2 separate regions of the Homo sapiens genome follow, and region 1 is linked to region 2. The links are chromatin loops, found by intact Hi-C in ENCODE. Cell type or tissue: endothelial cell of umbilical vein. All regions are shown on one strand. Region 1 overlaps LDB2 (LIM domain binding 2). Region 2 overlaps LDB2 (LIM domain binding 2).

What was found. Hi-C counts contacts between places; a loop is a spot of excess contacts. Peaks named below come from ENCODE experiments on the same cell type or tissue, not always from the same donor. Only the 100,000 strongest peaks of a DNase experiment are listed, where the experiment ranks them.
Region 1: it touches region 2 in a loop (5-fold over the local background); 2 of 110 quality-filtered maps call a loop at or near these places.

What each region holds. Positions count from the first base shown.
Region 1 is chr4:16,855,465-16,860,464 of GRCh38, forward strand. The region is part of intron 1 of LDB2 (LIM domain binding 2); the gene reads right to left. Among named protein-coding and RNA genes, the nearest start is that of LDB2, 41 kb to the right of the region's middle. In endothelial cell of umbilical vein, no CTCF peak of the experiment used is centred here; DNase peaks (open chromatin) are centred at 3,057 and 3,757; H3K27ac peaks cover 3,398 bases.
Region 2 is chr4:16,792,881-16,797,880 of GRCh38, forward strand. The region is part of intron 1 of LDB2 (LIM domain binding 2); the gene reads right to left. Among named protein-coding and RNA genes, the nearest start is that of LDB2, 100 kb to the right of the region's middle. In endothelial cell of umbilical vein, a CTCF peak has its summit at 2,171 (motif pointing right); a DNase peak (open chromatin) is centred at 2,151.

The DNA.
Region 1 (5,000 bases), 63 kb after region 2:
GTTGCAAGCTCAACTAATGGCTTATTTTGTGCAATACCATTTTAGTTGAAAAGCAACTCACAAATTATAGTTATTCAGATGTATATTTGGCAGATATTTTCTCAAAAATGAACAAAGTGAGCCAATCACATCGAGGAAGACAATTCACAGTATTTATTGTCAATGACAAACTTTGAGCTTTCTTGAAAAAAATAAAGGTTAGGAAAGTTATATCTGCCTATGTGAGTGTGACAGCTTCTTAACACTTAAAGCCTTTTCTGATGAGACTGATGATGATATTAATGAGTGTGATTTTTTTATTGTTGTTGCATAATGAAATGTGTCAAATTTGGAAGATACGCAAAACTAAGTGAACTAATATTTTCCAAATAACCAATGCATGTTATTATAAATTCATGAGTGGGTAAAATATCCATTCAAAGTGCAAGATGGACTAATGGATTTTAATATTACAGAGCATGAAAAGTCCACTGCTATGGTTTCAGATTCCACACTAAAGCTAACACTTAAGAAAATACCACTTACAGAGTTTGGATGTAGCAACAAAGAATATTTATATTTATCTCAAGAGATTTCCAGAGTATTCCTTTCTTTTCCAATCCCAAATCTATGTGAGGCCAATTTTCTTCAAACGAAACAAATCAGCGGAGTGAATGCAGAAACTAATATGAAAATCCATCCACCCTTTATTAAACAAATATTAAAGAGACTTGCAAACCTTTGAAACAATGCCGAAACAAAACTTTGGAGTGCTCAAAATTTTTAAAGAGTGTCAGATGAGCTTGAGATCAAAATCTTTGATATTCCTGGTCAGGGAAATGGAAGTTAAATTTAGATAACATTTTATATTCATCAGCTTGACTAAAATTTTCAAAATTAATAATATCAAGTGTTAGCAAGAGTAGACAGAAGTGGATATTCTCATACTCTGAATCCTAAAGGGAATGTAAATCGGTAAAGTCACTTTTAAGTACAATCAAGCTGTGTCCATTACAGAGGTTAGCCAACTTTTTCAACAAAAACCACGCGGTAAATATCAATATCTTTGATTTTGCAGGTCAAAGTTTTAACTACTCAACTCTGCCACTGCAACACAATAGCATCCATAGAGGGTATGTAAATGGATGGGCATAGCTGTGTTACAATAAAACTTTATTTATATTTAAAATGTGTATGTTCTGTAACTCTGTAATTCTACCCTTAAGTACTTACTCTAAAGAAATGCTCACACCTATATAATGTTTAATAGACTTTGGGCACCGTTCTAATCATTACTACCAATTTAATCCTCACAACAGCCCTATGAGATAAATACTATTGGTTTCTTTATTTTATAGAGGAAGAAATTGAGTCCAGCGTGGTTAAGTCACTTGTCCAAAGTTATACAGCTAATGCATGTCATTGTAGCATTATTTTGTACAGCAAAATTATAGAAGTAACCTAAATGTTCAGAGACATTAAATATTATATTTGATCTGGTTTGTGTCTTTCCTTATACAGATTCCTCAAAATTAAGTAGTTTCCTGCCTTTATTTCTTGCTATTCAAATTTTCTGAAGTAGACTTGAAGTCCCACTTTCTTCTTAGAGCTTTTGTTGACCATGCAAGCCCATCATGACCCCGTTACTAATTCTCATAGAACATTCTCTCTGGAGCTTATGGAATACCCATGGAGTTTATGTCCTCAATGATAATATGTTGTCAGGTGGCAGCAGGGGCAGGTCGAGGGAAGCCCTTTGTTTCTTTGACATGTCTCTGTCCCTTGGTAGACCAATAGTTCCTCAAGGATTGGGAATGAATGGAATCTTACGTGCCCTTTTTATTCCTCACTGTCTGTGGCCATCTCTACCACCTCCACTTCTACTACTCACATCCAAGCCACCATCCTTGCTAGTCTGAACTGAAAAAGTCTCCAGACGGATAGCCCTGCTTCCATTCTTGCCTACCTACCATACATGATCTTCATAGCATCCAGGGTGAGCATTACACAAAGTTTAATTCAGATCAAAAGCTCAACTCAGAAGCCTCCTGTGGCTTCCCACTGGACAAAATCACAAGTGTTCACCACAGCCTTCAAAGCCTGGCTTCCTTTAATCCAACCTCCTGTCCCCGGACTGCCCTGGCTCACTCTGCTCCGAGCACAAAGAGGTCTTTGCCATTTCCCATGACACGCTGAGACCCTCCTGCTGCATGGCCTTGGCAGTGGCTCTTCCCTTTGCCTGGATGCTCTTCCTCGAAATGTTGGCAAGCCTCATTCTCTCACTTTATGAAGGTCTCTGCTCAAAGGTACCCTCAGCAGTGAGGCTTTCTCTGACTACCCTGTCTAAACAAGCAAACCTCCCGACCCAACTTCTTTACTCTCTTTTCCCTTACTCAGTGTTAGGCTCTTCATATCACATACCAGAACGCAGTACATCTTGTGTTCATGTTTATTTGTTTACCGTCCCTCCCTCCCTCCCCTCAGCCCAACCTAAAATAATGCCTGGGACTTGGTTGTTCAATAAATATATTGACTGAATGAGCCTCAGTTTCCTCACTTCTAAAATGGCAATAATACTGTCCCTCACAAGATTGATATTAATAATAATTACTGATTATTTGATTATTAAAATACAGCAAGTAATGCCTGCTATATTGCTAAATTCTTTGCCTGCGTTATCTCACACAATTCTAGTAACAACCCAGTGAGATAGATAAGATCATTATTCCCCACTTTACAGATGAGGAAACTGAGGCATAGAAAGGATGAGTCACTTCCCAGGTTCACAGCTGTGCCAATAATACTCAAAGCAAGGAGTTGCTCCTAGAGCTAAGTAGAATAAAGAATGGGCAGGCATGGTGAAAGCATAGAGCGCTTTATAAATGCAAGGAATTCCTGTTTACATTATTGCTCCAAGGAGGGCTTCATGCATGATGCAAGAATTCCCCCTGCAACTAGACGAGCCAGTGGTTGGGCTTCCAGAGAACTGGGTCTCAGTGAGTCACTGTGACTAAGAGGGACCGTTCAGGTGAAAAGAAGACTTTTCCCCCACAACAAACTTTTCTTAAACGCTGCTTGGGAAGGGTGTTTGCTAAGTCCATTTTCTGATCAGATAACAGTTTGACACTAATTCTTCTATTTTCAGCTGGCACCAGACCCGGTCCTCGACTTTATCACCCATCGGTTATCTGTGTCGCCTGAAGGAACTCCGGGTAAGGTACAGGAAAAAGGTGGGGGTATTGTTGGAGCTTCCTGCTGGCCAGTACACTGGCCTATTGTTGGATTTATTTTTTTAAACTATCACATCACAATTATTTCGGCAACATCCTTTTTCCATCCTGGACCTGATACAATATTTATTGAACTATACAAACTGCGTCAATACACAATTCTTTCCGTATCGTTGCCCAAGTTCTTTACGATATCTTTTAAAAAATTAATATCCATTAAAATATTTTGCTAATTGACACATGATCAGCCAACTCTCCATGCTTCAAATTAAGACTTTTTTAAAATAAAGAGTCTTCAGATAGAACTTTGCTCAACTGCTACATTTTTAAAAAACAAATGACAACAAAATGACATTTCTTGAGATTACTAAGTGCCAGGCACTATACTATGCTTCATTTTGTTAAAGCACTACCACCACTCCACAACAGTTAATATTCCCATTTTACAGATAAGGAAACTGAGCTAAGAAACGTGGTATAATCACACTACCAATAAGTCATGAATGCTTACTCTGATCCCTGGGAGTCCTACTCCAGATCTCTGACTACGTTCCAAAAAAAGAAAAAGAAAAATGACTTGTCCTTGAATCATTTTGCTGCTTTAACTTGTGTTCAGCTGAATTCTGTAAGTAGTGAATATACAGAGCTAGGCCCCCATCACCATCAAGGCTGGTGGTATGCCCTGGTGTTTCAATCACGTGCACCTTAATAAGAGCCATTTGACTAGCTATTAAACCGCATTTTGAAAGCCATAACAGTATGGCAATACTGAAGCTGCTACAATACCCCATTTCTGTTTTCCCCTCCTAATTACATCTATTGGATTATAGGAGCAAACCTTCACAACCAAATCAGCATCTTGAGACCTGCTCTTTGCATCCTCATTAGGTGTGCATTACTTTTCCCTACAACTATGCTTTCGGATTCTTTAACTGTGGTGTGACCAGAATCATTGACTCAGAGACTCAGTACAGAGAACTTGTAAAGCTGGGAGGGGCCATCTTTGTTTTATTGTAAATAGGATGCCCAAAGAGGAAGATGACTTTTCAAGGGCCACACAATCACAGTACCAGAGGGGTTACTGAAAAGAAAAAGAAGCAATGTTCATTGACAATCTGCTATGTGCCAGACACATTTCGTAATGAAATAACAGCAGTGATACAGATAATTATAAAAAGTGACATATATTGAACGTTTAAAATTTGTCAGGCACTATGCAAAACGCTTAATGTGAATTTTTTCAAGTCGTTAATCTTCTCCAATTTAGAGACAAGTACTATTATTACTCCTGTTGGACAGATGAGAAAACCTCTCAGAAAACCATGCCAGTCATGGAGATAGAATTCAAAGACCCAAAACTACCCAGCAACATGGCCCTGGCTTTATTTCAAACATGGGAAAATGCACTCAAAGTGCAGCCCTAACCTGGCCAAAAGAGTATCTTCCTAACTATGGATTTCTGCTGAGACAAACATGGAAGAAGACGGATGGATTTGGGTAGCCAGGGAAATAATGTTACCTGCCAGTCCCACTGGCTCTTTTCATAATGCGCAATTTATCTGCACTTTCCTGTACCATTTAAATACTAATGAGACCTTTAAGAAATGCACCATAAATGCATTTTCAGCCTAATAATTCAGAAACTTTGATCTTTCAGGTAAAAGGAGCACCACTGTCACACAGACACACACACATACACACACACCCACAAAGTGGTCCTGTATCAGAGCAGATGTGCAATCTTCTCAGGTTATCTCTGTGTTAAACCCACAGGTCTCTATCTCGCTGATT
Region 2 (5,000 bases):
AGAAATAAACATCAATTTGGGGGTTCAAATCCCAGCTCTGCTCCATTCTTGCTGTGTGATGTTGAGCAAGTTCAACAATCCCAAGCCCTCTTCAAACCCAAAAGAAAAGGAGCAGGGCCCCAAAGAAATGGACCCCCTTGGTTGGAGTATATTGTACAGGATTTCAGGTTATATAAGTAGAGGTTGAAGGTGGCTATTTTCTTTGTACAGCTTAAACGTTTGATTTTCCAAATCAGGAAACTTCATTTCTAAGTGTGCTAAATAGAATCTATAGGCTTCCTTCAGCTGACAAAAGGGAAGCAGCTGAAAATTGGTATACGCGTTGCCTTTAATTCAAGCTTTTGTGCCCTTTTTTTGGTCCTTATCGTTTAGGAGATTATATGCAGCTCCTGACCCCCAGGGAGAGAACAGCATCAAAGCACCCTCTAACCAGGGCAGAATGAGGCTGGTGACCTGAATTTTCTGGCTTCTGTGGGTTTATGTCTAATCTCCAGTGTTCCTTCAGGTGGTATTTTGTGCTTAATTATACTTAAAGGTTTGGAGGGTTCCATAGGTGGAATTCCATCTGAAGCCCAAACCGTCAAACCATCAGCTCCCAGGTTGCCATTTGAAGCTTCTTATTTTTAATCGTGCAGGTCTTTACCCAAGATGTGTTTTTTCTCATGTTAAAGGGTTTTTGTCTTTTAAGCAGCCATTTATACATACAAAAAGCAGTGTTTTGTTCAGGAATAAAATCACCTGAATAAATCTAAATCTGTCATGTAAATATTTCACCAATTATTACTAAGGGCTTTTTAATGATTCCTCTTTGTAACCTCTCCCTGCAGTCTAAGTCACTCCACTGGGGTAGGAAATATAAAACCCAAAATGTATTTGGAGCACAGCTGTATAGAACATCAATCTGAACCATGATGTGGTAAGAACCATAAGTGAACATGAAAGTTAAGAGGGACCAGAATGTAATGAGACAGGCAGGCTCTATCCCCATTTTACAGATATTGAAACTGAGGCCTTGGAAAACTACATGGGGTTATTGGTGCAATTAAAGCACTTATCTGGGACCTGCAGCTCCTTTCCTACCCCTCTCGGTAATGTCTTAGATTTACCAGCTAAAGGTCATTAAGCCATACTGCCTCTTTCAGTTAGTATTACATATTCAAAATCTGTTTGCATCCTTCCAGGGGAAGGGCCGTGCCCAAAGGGGACAGCACTGCTCTCTCTTATCAAAACAGGGCCTTCTTGGAGCTTACTAACGACCTTAAAGCCCACAACAAGCAGCTCAAATATATGGGTTAGGCAGCATGGGGCTGACACCCTGGGGCAGAGCTGAGATGATTTGGTTTACACCCCCTAAAATGCCAGGCTATATTCTATATCCTGAAGGTGCCTTAGTTGACAGGAGGTGGAAGTCAGGGGGTATCTTGGCTAAGGGAACAGGTGGCTAAAAGAAACCATGTAATGATATTAGGATGACCACCTCAAGATGACTGCAGCTCCTCCTCAGCTATCACTGTACCTTCAATCTGTGCAACAGATCTCTATGAAAAATGCACGTCTCATCTTCTTATACCTTCCCTGTCCTTGCTTTCATGATGCAGGCCAAGGGTTCTGAGTTCCAGAGTGGATGACCTAGGCTGGAGCTCTGGCTTTGTTATTGAGCTGTGTGACTTTGGGTCTGTTACTCACCTTCTCTGTACCTCAATCTCTTCATTTTTCAAATGTAAATAATAGAAGTATTTATCCCATGGGGTTAATAGCATCAATAATAAATTGATACATTTAAAGAGCATAACACACTAAATATTCAATGATGTTACCTATTATTAGGTTGATGCTTATGAACACTCAACCATTTGTTGTTTACATAAATGACAATTTTGGATGGGGTTCAACCTATTATTAAAGTTCTCAGCCTTACTGAAGCTTCATCTTTCCTTTTTGATTTAACTTAAGCATCACCTGCTCCTGGAAGCCTTTCCTGATGTTCAGTCTGAGTTCATTCCCACATACAATCATGTGTTCATTTACTCAACCTGACAGTATTGAGCACTCATGGCCACGTGCCAGGCAGTGGAAATTAAACAGTGAGCGAAAATCCAGGCAGGAAAGACACAACCTAGTAGACAATCAATAGAATCAGTGCCTCTCTAGGCCAGTAGAGGGCGCTAGGAGCGGGGAAGACATGCTTGAAAATAGGATCTCGATGGAGAGCCTGAGTTGAGGACAGGGAAATCTTCCCGGAGCACATAACCTTTACCCAAGACTGGCAGAAAGAGTAGGAATTGGTCAGATGAAGAGGAGAAGATTCTTCCAGAAACACCTGGACCTTGCTGTGAAGAGAGAGCCTGGGGAAGAGAAGCATGTCAGATGTGGCTGCAGAAAGAGAGCCTGTGGTGGAGACGGCAGTTAAAGAGTCCATATTACAGAGACCCAATCATAAAAGGCCTTGTAAGTCACCAAAAGAAATCTGGGCACAATCTAAGGATGCGCTCACTGCCAGGAACGTGCAAGTGCAAGGTTGCATCTGAGCAAGCCCTTCCTAACATTTGTCCTGAGGTGTCTTGCTGGTCTCCCTCTAGTCCTAGTCCTGCTGGGCTTTATCTTGAGGTCAACAGGAAACCCTTGAAGGGTTTCCAAAGGAGAGAGATACTTCCTTAACAGCATTTGAGGTGGTTCACTCTAGCTCACCTTGGGTAATGCACCAGAGAGAGGAAAGAGGAAGGCAGAAAGACAGGCAGTTATTCAGGCATGAACAATACCATGAATGGAGGCCTTTATCTCCAGCAAATCACTTATGACACTGATCTGTAATTTGTTTGTCTTTCACTAGACTCCGAATCCCTTGAGAATGAGGACTCAGGAGTCTCCCCCACCACCTTAACCTGTAGGACCAGTACATAATAGATAGTCGCTAAACGGTACCTATTATAATTGTAGCTACTGTTACTAATACTTTCTATTGTTAAAATTGAGATAGACAAATGCTATTGCTATAGTCCCACTTAGCAAATTGGATCCCATGGAATATTAACCTTCTGAGGTGTGTTAACCAATGTTTGGGGTACTGAGAGGGAAGGAGGTCCCCGAAGTCAAAGAAATTTGGGAAACATTTGCTTATAAACATTAAATGAGCCGGCGCGGTGGTTCACGCCTATAATCCCAGCACTTTGGGAGGCTGAGGTGGGCAGATCTCTTGAGTCCAGGAGTGTGAGACCAGTCTGGGCAACATGGTGAAATCCCATCTCTACAAAAAAAAAATTAGCCCGTCATGGTGGTGTCGTGTGGTCCTAGCTACTGGGGAGGTTAAGGTGGGAGGATTCCTTGGGCCAAGAAGACGAAGGTTGCAGTGAGCCAAGATCGTGCCCCTGCACTCCAGCCTGGGCAACAAAGTGAGCACTCTGTCTCAAACAAAACAAAACAAAACATTAAATGGCATTAGTATACACACATATGTTTCTAAACTCTCACTGCTGAGAGAGTCTGAAAGCAACAACACCTCAGTAGCAATGAGTGACCAAAAGTGGAAAAATTTGAATAACAAGATAAATAACATAGTACTGGATTATAACTCAATGTACAATACTGACATCCATGAATCCATGCTGATATACATACATGGTTGAATAAATAAATGGAAGAGATGAGACACATTTCCCATGCAGAAGAATCACAAGTGATTTATGTAGACACCCCCCTTGCAAGGAGATGGAGCCTCCCTACCCCTTAAGCTTGGGCTTGGGCTTAGTGACTTCCTTCCAAAGAGTATGGTAAGGAAACATGAAAAAAGAGTAATCATGTGGTGGAGAAACCTGACAAATACTAAGTCAGCCAGGTGATCAAGCTTAACATCGTCACTAATAAGCCATGTTGGTAACATGTGCCTTTCATAGGATGTGATGAGAATGGCACTGTACTTTGGTAGTCTTTGTCCCCAAAACCCATCACCCCTGTCTAATCATGAGAAGAACAGCAGACACGCCCAAAGGGAGGGACATTCTGCCAAATACCTAACCAGCACTTCTTAAAACATTCATGGTTAACAAACATAAGAAAAGTCTGAGAAATTGTTCCAAGCAAAAAGACCCTATAGAGACATGATGACCAAATGCAACGTGGTATTGTGCAGGGAAGCCTGAAAATATTATGAAAAAACTGAAGAAATCTGAATAAAGTGTGGAGTTTAGCTAATAATACAGTGGTTCCTTGGTATATGCAGAGAATTGGTTTCAGGACCCCTGCATTGACCAAAATCCTCAAGTCCTGCAGTCAACCCTGAGGAACCACATAGACGAAAAGGTCAGCCCGCCCTGTATGAGGGCTTTTCATCTCACACATGCGTATTTTTGATCCGCCTTTGGCTGAAAAAAATGCAGGTGTAAGTAAACCCATGCAGTTCAAACCCATTGTTCAAGGGTCAACTGTAATGTATTAATATTGGTTCATTAGTTTTGACAAACTAAGGATCATACTAAGATCAGACTAAGATCATACTAACGTAAGATCTTGACAGCTGGGGAAAATGGGCACAGCATACATGAGAATTCTCTCTACCGTCATTGCAATTCTTATGTAAATCTAAAAGCATTCTAAAGTAAAAAGTCTACTTAAAAAAAATAAATGATGTCTTTACTATCTGACTTCTCAAATGCTTTAATATGCTGAGACATTTTGAGTATTCCCAAATTAATATGACTAAAGAACTGAATAGCTGTTACATTCTCGGGTCCTAGGGTTCTCTAGAATAGTTAGGAATGATAATAATAATAGCTAACATTTATTAGAGAGGCTCTGAGCTTCGTGGTTAATAACTTTATCCCGTGAGCCAGACTCCCTGCTCACCTATGACCATCACTACTTAAGAGCTGTATAATCAAGGCTGGGCATGGTGGCTCTCCCCTGTAATCCCAGCATTTTAGGAGGCCGAGGTGAGCGGATCACAAGGTCAGGAGTTTGAGACCAGCCTGGCCAACATGGTGAAACCCTGTCTCTACTAAAAATAC